2 separate regions of the Homo sapiens genome follow, and region 1 is linked to region 2. A link is an interaction called in ENCODE POLR2A ChIA-PET data of the cell type or tissue named here. Cell type or tissue: A673. All regions are shown on one strand. Each heading gives the region's core, and the rest is flanking DNA. Links, peaks and the distances in the headings are about the cores only. Region 1 overlaps HLF (HLF transcription factor, PAR bZIP family member). Region 2 overlaps STXBP4 (syntaxin binding protein 4).

The links. Peaks named below come from ENCODE experiments on the same cell type or tissue, not always from the same donor. Only the 100,000 strongest peaks of a DNase experiment are listed, where the experiment ranks them.
Region 1: POLR2A ChIA-PET joins it to region 2 with 5 read pairs; 2 of 35 experiments call an interaction of 5 or more read pairs at or near these places.

The regions. Positions count from the first base shown.
Region 1 is chr17:55,321,894-55,327,285 of GRCh38, forward strand. HLF (HLF transcription factor, PAR bZIP family member) reads left to right here. Exons shown (of 4, transcript NM_002126.5): 4 at 1-3,294. Among named protein-coding and RNA genes, the nearest start is that of HLF, 60 kb to the left of the region's middle. In A673, for the core only: no CTCF peak of the experiment used is centred there; no DNase peak of the experiment used is centred there.
Region 2 is chr17:55,066,465-55,071,856 of GRCh38, forward strand. All of the region lies in intron 12 of STXBP4 (syntaxin binding protein 4), which reads left to right. Among named protein-coding and RNA genes, the nearest start is that of STXBP4, 100 kb to the left of the region's middle. In A673, for the core only: no CTCF peak of the experiment used is centred there; DNase peaks (open chromatin) are centred at 3,127 and 3,757; H3K27ac peaks cover 2,050 bases.

The sequences.
Region 1 (5,392 bases), core at 131-5,130, 260 kb after region 2:
TTTTCTAGTTAACTTTTTCCATATCCCTCTTGACATTCAAAACAGTTACTTAAGATTCAGTTTTCCCACTTTTTGGTAATATATATATTTTTGTGAATTATACTTTGTTGTTTTTAAAAAGAAAATCAGTTGATTAAGTTAATAAGTTGATGTTTTCTAAGGCCCTTTTTCCTAGTGGTGTCATTTTTGAATGCCTCATAAATTAATGATTCTGAAGCTTATGTTTCTTATTCTCTGTTTGCTTTTGAACGTATGTGCTCTTATAAAGTGGACTTCTGAAAAATGAATGTAAAAGACACTGGTGTATCTCAGAAGGGGATGGTGTTGTCACAAACTGTGGTTAATCCAATCAATTTAAATGTTTACTATAGACCAAAAGGAGAGATTATTAAATCGTTTAATGTTTATACAGAGTAATTATAGGAAGTTCTTTTTTGTACAGTATTTTTCAGATATAAATACTGACAATGTATTTTGGAAGACATATATTATATATAGAAAAGAGGAGAGGAAAACTATTCCATGTTTTAAAATTATATAGCAAAGATATATATTCACCAATGTTGTACAGAGAAGAAGTGCTTGGGGGTTTTTGAAGTCTTTAATATTTTAAGCCCTATCACTGACACATCAGCATGTTTTCTGCTTTAAATTAAAATTTTATGACAGTATCGAGGCTTGTGATGACGAATCCTGCTCTAAAATACACAAGGAGCTTTCTTGTTTCTTATTAGGCCTCAGAAAGAAGTCAGTTAACGTCACCCAAAAGCACAAAATGGATTTTAGTCAAATATTTATTGGATGATACAGTGTTTTTTAGGAAAAGCATCTGCCACAAAAATGTTCACTTCGAAATTCTGAGTTCCTGGAATGGCACGTTGCTGCCAGTGCCCCAGACAGTTCTTTTCTACCCTGCGGGCCCGCACGTTTTATGAGGTTGATATCGGTGCTATGTGTTTGGTTTATAATTTGATAGATGTTTGACTTTAAAGATGATTGTTCTTTTGTTTCATTAAGTTGTAAAATGTCAAGAAATTCTGCTGTTACGACAAAGAAACATTTTACGCTAGATTAAAATATCCTTTCATCAATGGGATTTTCTAGTTTCCTGCCTTCAGAGTATCTAATCCTTTAATGATCTGGTGGTCTCCTCGTCAATCCATCAGCAATGCTTCTCTCATAGTGTCATAGACTTGGGAAACCCAACCAGTAGGATATTTCTACAAGGTGTTCATTTTGTCACAAGCTGTAGATAACAGCAAGAGATGGGGGTGTATTGGAATTGCAATACATTGTTCAGGTGAATAATAAAATCAAAAACTTTTGCAATCTTAAGCAGAGATAAATAAAAGATAGCAATATGAGACACAGGTGGACGTAGAGTTGGCCTTTTTACAGGCAAAGAGGCGAATTGTAGAATTGTTAGATGGCAATAGTCATTAAAAACATAGAAAAATGATGTCTTTAAGTGGAGAATTGTGGAAGGATTGTAACATGGACCATCCAAATTTATGGCCGTATCAAATGGTAGCTGAAAAAACTATATTTGAGCACTGGTCTCTCTTGGAATTAGATGTTTATATCAAATGAGCATCTCAAATGTTTTCTGCAGAAAAAAATAAAAAGATTCTAATAAAATGTATTCTCTTGTGTGCCAGGAGAGGTTTCAGAAACCTACCTCGTCTTACAAATTTAAACACTTTGGAGTCTGTACAGGTGCCTTATATGTAGGTCATTGTCACGATACACACACACGAACACTCCCTCTGGACTGGCTGCCTCTCCATCCAGGGCAGTTAACTAGCAAACAAGGCAGATCTGCTTCATGGAGCGGGAGGCCATGGCTTGACTCTGAGTGATTTGGGTCAACCGGAGTCAGACGCATGTCTGCACGCTGCAGCTATTATGAGAGTCCCTTTGTCATTTTTCACCTTTTCATCCTAAGCATCTTTCAGAGATTAATTATTTGGCCATTAACAATGAATCCAAATCATATCATACTGACATCATCTAGACATGATTTGGAAGGAACAGCTTAGGACCTCCTGATGAGGTCACATTGTTGTTTCTTTTAACTAGACTTGGCAAAGAAAGGCAAAAATTGACCAGCCTATCTTTCTGCTGGTGCTGCCTTAAGGAGGTAGTTTGTTGAGGGGAGGGCTGTAGATCATTACTTCTTTCTCTTCAGGAAGTGGCCACTTTGAACCATTCAAATACCACATTAGGCAAGACTGTGATAGGCCTTTTGTCTTCAAATACAACAGGCCTCCACTGACCCATCCCTCAAAGCAGAAGGACCCTTTGAGGAGAGTACAGATGGGATTCCACAGTGGGGTGGGTGGAATGGAAACCTGTACTAGACCACCCAGAGGTTCCTTCTAACCCACTGGTTTGGTGGGGAACTCACAGTAATTCCAAATGTACAATCAGATGTCTAGGGTCTGTTTTCGGAAGAAGCAAGAATTATCAGTGGCACCCTCCCCACTGCCCCCAGTGTAAAACAATAGACATTCTGTGAAATGCAAAGCTATTCTTTGGTTTTTCTAGTAGTTTATCTCATTTTACCCTATTCTTCCTTTAAGGAAAACTCAATCTTTATCACAGTCAATTAGAGCGATCCCAAGGCATGGGACCAGGCCTGCTTGCCTATGTGTGATGGCAATTGGAGATCTGGATTTAGCACTGGGGTCTCAGCACCCTGCAGGTGTCTGAGACTAAGTGATCTGCCCTCCAGGTGGCGATCACCTTCTGCTCCTAGGTACCCCCACTGGCAAGGCCAAGGTCTCCTCCACGTTTTTTCTGCAATTAATAATGTCATTTAAAAAATGAGCAAAGCCTTATCCGAATCGGATATAGCAACTAAAGTCAATACATTTTGCAGGAGGCTAAGTGTAAGAGTGTGTGTGTGTGTGTGTGCGTGCATGTGTGTGTGTGTGTATGTGTGTGAATAAGTCGACATAAAGTCTTTAATTTTGAGCACCTTACCAAACATAACAATAATCCATTATCCTTTTGGCAACACCACAAAGATCGCATCTGTTAAACAGGTACAAGTTGACATGAGGTTAGTTTAATTGTACACCATGATATTGGTGGTATTTATGCTGTTAAGTCCAAACCTTTATCTGTCTGTTATTCTTAATGTTGAATAAACTTTGAATTTTTTCCTTTCTTTCATGTATTTTTATTAACAGTTGGCTAGCAATGGTATTCTGTTCCCACCTCGGTAGCAAAGAGACCATTTGTAGAGATTATTACCTAGATAATAAAATGATAATACTATATAATTAGTAATAAATTAACATTTATTGGGTAGTTATGTGCCAGACACTGTGCTAAACACTTAGATGGAATATTTTATTCCATATTAGCTCTATGAGGTAGGGACAATTATTATCCCCATTTACAGAAGACAAAATGGAAAGTTAGGAGAGTCACGTAGCTTACCTAATGTTACAGAGGTAAAAGTGGCTGAGATGAATTCTGATCCCTGGAGTGGGCATTATTTAGAGGGGTGGTTCCCAAAAGCCAGTCCACAGACTGTCTTGTTCTCTAATATATAAAGAATAATTCAGCAACATCTAGGAGTATAAATCCAGAGATTCTGAATCAGTAGTTCTTGGATGGGGCCCAGAAATCTGAATTTTTAAACTGATCCCAGCCAACTTCCATCTGCAGCCAAGTAATTGGTGTCAAGGATTTATAGACTTGGCTCTTAATTCAAGTTCATGACCCTTGGGGGATCCACGCAGAGGCTTCAGAGATGCCATAATTATCTGAAATTGTATGCAACTTTTTATGTATAAACATTTATTTTGCTGTAGAGAAGACTTGTAGCTTTTTTTTTTTTTTTTTTTTTTTTTACTTCCCTAAAGGAACCTGTGATGCAAGGCGGAATAAAACCCCTGATTCATGTAAGAAGGCTGATGTAGAGCAGTGGTTCTCAGCCCAGGGAGCCCAGTAGATTCACCTGGGGAGCTCAAAACCGGCTGTGTGGGGCTGCAGCCCAGGCCAAGAAACTCAGCATCTCCGGCATAGTGAGAAGGGGGCTCTGTGTTGAGGAGTACAATTCTGGATTCAAATCTGTCACCTAGTGGGTATGTGACCTTGAGCAGCTTCTAAACCGTTTTGAACATAATCTCATCTGTGACATGAAGGTATACTCACTTCTGAGGGTTGTGGGGGGAACTAATGACAACAAATGAATTGTCTCTGGCACATCCGAGGCCTTCAACAGATAACTACATGGGGCCCACGAGAGTAGAATGGATGCCTTGAGCATTTTTCCAATTCAATATTTCAGACTATTCGTTCCTTCAGAGAGGACGGAAAAGAATTCCCCTGCTCATATGCCAGAGCAGGATGGCTGATGGTATGGGAATGGGTGGTAGAGACGTTGTTTCATAGTGTGACTTCACCAACAGTTCATAGACTAGCGCCAGCTTTGTGCACAAGGTCGATGGGCATCTCTTACTTGGTGACAACCTCTAGTTAAAATTGAGTGGTTACAAGTTAGGGTTCAGCTCTATTTTCATCCATCAAACACCTTTCACCTTTTTGTTGTTGTTGTTGTTGAGGTGGAGTCTCACTCTGTTACCAGGCTGGAGCGCAGTGGTGCGATCTCAGCTCACTGCAACCTCAGCCTCCTGGGTTCAAGCGACTCCTGCCTCAGCCTCCCAAGTAGCTGGGACTACAGGCACGTGCCACCATGCCCAGCTAAGTTTTGTATTTTTAGTAGAGGCAGGGTTTCACCGTGTTGGCCAGGATGGTCTCGATCTCTTGACCTCGTGATCCACCCACCTCGACCTCCTAAAGTGCTGGGATTACAGGCGTGAGCCACTGCACCCAACCCACCTTTCACCTTTCTCAGAGGAATAAGAATAGTGACCTTAGCTTAAGAATAGTGACCTTAGCCTAAGATTCTTCTGGGGCATCTTCAAATCTCTTGGAGGAAATGACTTCATGCCTGGAGAGCATTTGGATCCGAGATGGCAAGAACTGATATGAAGCCAAGCTGCGTAGACTCCCAGTCATACACAAGTCCTCAGTCCCTGGGGGCCCATCACATGCTGCATGTAGGATGGCTCTTCCATGCACACTTAAGCATAAGATGCCACCCAATCAAGCCCCTCTCTTCAAAGCATACAACTTCAATTTCCTTGTTGAAAATCATTGGCTTAGAAGTCTCTTTGGACATCTTTAGCTAGGAACTGGGTGAGAACTTTGAAATCTTGTCTTTGTGGTCAGAAGATGGCTTCTTGCTAATAAATCAAAAGGACCCTTTGGAGGAGATAGGACTAGTCAAAGGTGGCAAGCATCCTCTGCCTCTCTGGGTTTTGAGTCAGGGAGGACTTGGATCCAAAGTCCCTGTCTCTAACTTCTTTTTATCCTG
Region 2 (5,392 bases), core at 255-5,254:
CCACCTGCCTTGGCCTTTCAAAGTGCTAGGATTACAGATGTAAGCCACTGTGCCTGGCCAAAAATTGTAATTTTTAAGGAAATATAAATTAATGTTCATAATTTTAAAATCTTATATTTTTAATGAAAACAAGAAATAAAATTGACAAACAAGTATAATTGTCATTTTTAGCATTGGTATTTTCTTCATTCCACTTAGTCTTATTTGCTTGATAAATACTGTAAAAAAGATTTTTTAAAATTTATATAAAAAGAATATAATGCAGCCTGGCATGGTGGCTCACACCTGTAATCCCATCACTTTCGGAGGCCGAGGTGGGTGGATGTCTTTAGATCACCTTGAACCTGGGAGGCGGAGGTTGCGGTGAATCAAGATCATGCCACTCCACTCCAGCCTAGGCAACACAGTGAGACTCTAAAAAAGTAATATAATGAAATAATTTGCCTATTATTATATGGTGTTTCTCAAAGCATAGTTTATGATTGTTATTTTAATTGTTAAATAAAATGTAGTTCTAATATTCCCATAAATCTGAACCCTTTTTTGAAGAAATTTCCTATGAAAGCTTCTTGCCTAAATAAGTTCCTTAAGGCAGTTTTTGTATATGAAAAATGAAATAGTCATTTTCATGGTTTGTCAACTCAGTTATATCTCATTTTATGTTAAGTAGAGTACCTGCTCATATTAGATAGGGTTTTTACTCTCAGACAGATTGTGTTCTAATTTGGGCAGTCAAGACCCTTTGATTTTAGAAAGTTGGGTAATAAAGCATTTTAATGACAGTTCAAGATAGCAGTTAAGAGTACTAAATATGTGATTAATTACAGACGACAAATCTAAAAGATAAAAAAGGAGAGAAAGATCATTTATACAAAAGTAGAATGGAAAAACAGATAAGGTGAAATCTGAGATAGATTTTGAAGGACAAGTAACAACTAAATGATGGAAAAAGGTGAAAAATATATATACCTAGAGGATTAATGTGACCCAAAGTGTCTTGGAAGTAGAAGAATTTCACCTGGTAAATGTGGTAAGTTAATGTACTTGGATATGGGAATCATGTGAGAGTTAAGTGGACTAAAGCTAGTAAGTAGGTTGATTTGGAATAGGTAGTAGAGAACTTTGAAGAATGAAGAATGAGGATATATTTTATCATGTACCATGTTGTTAGGTTTGTTACCTAAGGTGGTACTTCATCAATATTTTGAGGAAATCAATCTTTCAGAAGTATGCAGAATACAATAAAGAACACAGTAGGCAGGGTGATCACATATGTGATTTTCATAGTACCCAAGCATGAGAGGATAAAGACATAAATCAGTAATACAGTGGTTAGAATGGAAATTAAGCAACAGCTGCAAATTACATTATAAATGAAGACTTCACAGTGCTTAATTACTGGTTAGGTAAGGAGGAGGAGGAGTTGGCTAGATGAGTCATGGAGGGGGAGTGAGGAAAGAGAAAAGAAAGCATATGTCAGAGGTCTGTTAAAAAGTTCTACGAATCATATTCTCCCCCATACACATTCATGCCTGAGGGGTGAGTTATACCTTCATTTGTCAATATCTGCAAAGCATTTTGGGATTATCCATTGAAAGGTATATTATATATATTTTAACAAATCAGACTCATAAGTCAAGGAAACTAGATATAACTTGCTTTTAAACATTTTAATTCAATAGCTCTTTTCCTGCAGTAACCCTTAATTTTTTTCACAAGCTGTAATAGTACCAAGACCAAGAAGGGCTTTCCAAAGAGTGGATGTAGGAAGCTGATAAGAGAAGTATTCTTTAGGGCTTGGTAGCATAGGTTACATTGCACAAAAACATTATATCTCTTTGCAGTCTCATTTTTCTCCTGTCACCTATTGACATTTTGAAAGATTTACTGATGAACTTAAAAATTGCAGAACTTTTAAATTTAGTGATGTGAATGTGTTAGCCTAATTACAGATGTGCTACTGCAATTAATGCTTTTTCCTTCTACTATAGGGAGCCATTCATTACAACTCATAACTAGAGGAAAGGGCTTTACATGATTGTTGCTAACATTAAAAAATACATGTGCAAATTTTGTTTCCAAACAACTCTCCAAAGTTCAAGAGCTGGTGTTACTAATTGAGTGCCTCAGGAAAACCCTTAATAAATTATTTTGTCTAGCTCTTTGATCACACAGGTGATTATGTATATTTTTTCAAGGTAAGAAAGAGGAAAAGGAAAAAATTGTGCCAAGAACTATTATAGTTTCTTTAATTCTCTTGTGAGAATAGTTTTGATCTAATAAAATAGGTGTGATTTTCCATTATAAAAATGAGCAAACTGAGTCTTAGAGAATTACAGAGCCAGAAAATTTTTAAAAGTGTAAAATTCTGATCTGAGATTCTAACCTAGTTATGTCCCATTCAAAGCCCATGTTTTTTCATTCTAGATCATGTTACCTTGTGGGGGAAAAGTACTGTATGTGGAAAAACACATAGTATATTTATTGTCCTGTGTGTGAGCTGTTACCGTGCTTTGTCCCAACAAAAGTCCAAAGTATTGGTAGCCTACAAAGATTTTCATTAGTTCAGATTACATTTTCAAAGAAGACTTTGGTCTGCTCTTTGAAGTTTCATTATGTAATCGTGAGGCAGAAAAACCTCATTTTATAAAGGGCCAGTGTGAGTTGAAGACATTTCCTCAGTGTTGCCAAAAAAAAAAAAAAAAAAATAAGCTAGAGATTTTACTTCTTAATTCAGGATTCCCTTCTAGTATGTTTGCTCACACTGCTTAGTATTAAAAAGCATAATGCTTATGTGGATTTTCTGACTTACTACTATATCTTCATTTTTCTTTTATTATCTAACCTTCTAAACTGAATTAAACTCTATCTAGTACATAGTAAATCAGTAAATGGACGACAGCATTTTCCCTGATGGGATTTCAGTCTCATGGTGAGGCACTGGGAAAATTCTGGCTCAGTTGTTACTGACATAGGAGGCTGTACAGTTATTTATTAGAAGACAGCCTGGGAGGAAAAGAGAAAATGGATTTATGTGATCTTGTATTGCTAAATACGGCACACTGCTGTTATCTTTTCTTTACTGCTTCCTCTAAAAGTCATCATTTCAATGCACTAATCTTTTAAACAGCCATTCAGTGGTAACTGGGCTAGAACTTTGCTAAGGGGTCACATTCACCAACCTGACAGTTACACATTTACAAAAGAAATAGCATGAATTTATTCAGCATCAAAACCTCTGCATCTTTTACCACCCAACTACATTTCACACTGTATTACCATCAGTGCACAATAATGGCTATATAAATTCCATCCAGAGTCTTCATTTAATTAACTAGCATTCTTTGAACAAAAATAAAAGTGCTGTTTTTATAGAGGAATAAAAGCTGCATGAAGTGAGTGTGAAGAAGACAAATCATCAAATTAGTTATTCTTCATTGCAGCTATGGAGAATTTCCTGCCCTTTCTCTTTAGAGTCTTTTTTTTTTTAGATTGATTGAATGAAAAATGGAGAGTGAAGCAGCCTCAAATATACCTATTGTAATGACCACATCATAAGCTCATCCAGGACTGGGCACTGATAATATTGTCATCTAAAAGTGATTTTTTAAAAACATTTTCTGTAGTTGGCAAGGTAGTACAGCATAGTAGCCAAGAACATGAACTTTATAACTAGACTGCCAAATCTTAGCTCTGTCACTTACTAGGTTTGTGATTCTGAGTTAGTTACTTAACTTTCCTGTGCATCAATGTCCTGTCTATAAAATGCAGATAATAATAGACATATCCATGGCAGTGTGTGGATTAACTGAGTTGATGGATGTAAAACATTGAGAATAGTGCTGGCACATAGTTAGCCATTATCTCCTGTATGCACAGCAGCAGTCTAGTGTGAAGTTGATCTAGCTGTGTCACTAGAGACTCTCTTGATCATCTGAATGAAATTGACTGGTGTGGTAGGCTAGGTTAATGTACCTACCTTTTCCAGATATTTCTTTCTAAAAGTATTCTTTTATTATAAAACAATTACTTTTAGATACAAGGAAATAAAGTCCTTTGAGTCAAGGGCATAGAAGGCAATTGGTTGGCCACATCTCTCCATCTGGCACCCTGCTGCCAGATTTAGCTTTCTAAAGCACTGTTTTCTCATATCATTTTCTGCTCAGAAGCCTTCAAGTCTTCTTCAGACTCAAGCTCCTTCCCCTTCATGCCTGCCATTTCTACCAGAGCCTGACTCCCTCCCTTTCCACGACCTTTTTTTATCCATTACTCCCCTATAGCAAGTCTCTACTCCAATCATAATTGATCTAGTATTGTTTCACAGTGTGCCACATTTCTTCTTGTCTCTCTTCCTTTATTCACATGGTTCTCTTTTTGTAACATCCTCTTTTCTTCATCCATTTATCTAAGTCATACCTGATGTTCTAAGTTGAGACAGAAAAGGAGAGGTTATCTTTTACCCCTTTGTATTTTTGTCATAAACATGGTTGCTAGATGCAGTGGCTGCTAAATAAATGCTATTGATGAACTACTCTGTTGGCTTTACCTTCAAACTGTATTTAGAATCTAACTGCTTCACACCAACTCCACCACTATCACCCTTATTGAAGCTACAGTTAATTTTTGCCCATCTCCTTTTTCTTCTCCCTGCTTCCACCCTTGCCCACCATCTACAGTCTATTCTCAACACAGCAGCAAAAGTAACACTTTTAAAATTTAAGTCAGATCACATCGATTCTCTGCCCAAAACCCTCCAATCATTTCCCATCTTACCCTGAGTAAAACCAAAGTCCTTGCAACGGCCTACAAATTCTCTTAGCCTCTGCCACTTCACTCTACCTCCATCCCTATATTCACTCTTGTTACCATTCTGCCCTCATGTCTTACTACTCCCGTCTTCCTGGACCCTACTACTCCTACCTCTACTACACTGGCTTCCTTGCTGTTCTCTGAAAGACACAAATCACAGCTCCATCTCAGGGCCTTCATGCAAACTGTTCGCTCTTCCTAGAAAGCTCCTCCTTGGGAAATCCTAACTCCATTCCTCCTGCAGGTCTCTGGTCAGTTATCTTTTCAATGAGACATTTACCTCTCATCCCTGATTTACTGTCTATCTCCCCAAACTTAGAATGTAAATTCCAAGGAGCAAGAGGGAAGGCTTTTTGTCTATATTGTTTAGTGTCTACCCCCAGTACCTGAAACAGAACCTGACACATAATAAATACTTAATAAATCATTATTGAATGTATGAATGAAAAACTGACCCTTAAGAATATGCCAGCATTCCTAACCCTCCCAGCACTTCAAATGTATTTAGGCTCAAACAAAAGCAAATGTCCCTTAACAGCTCTGAAAAAATTAAAATAGCCATAGTTTAATATTAGCCATGGCA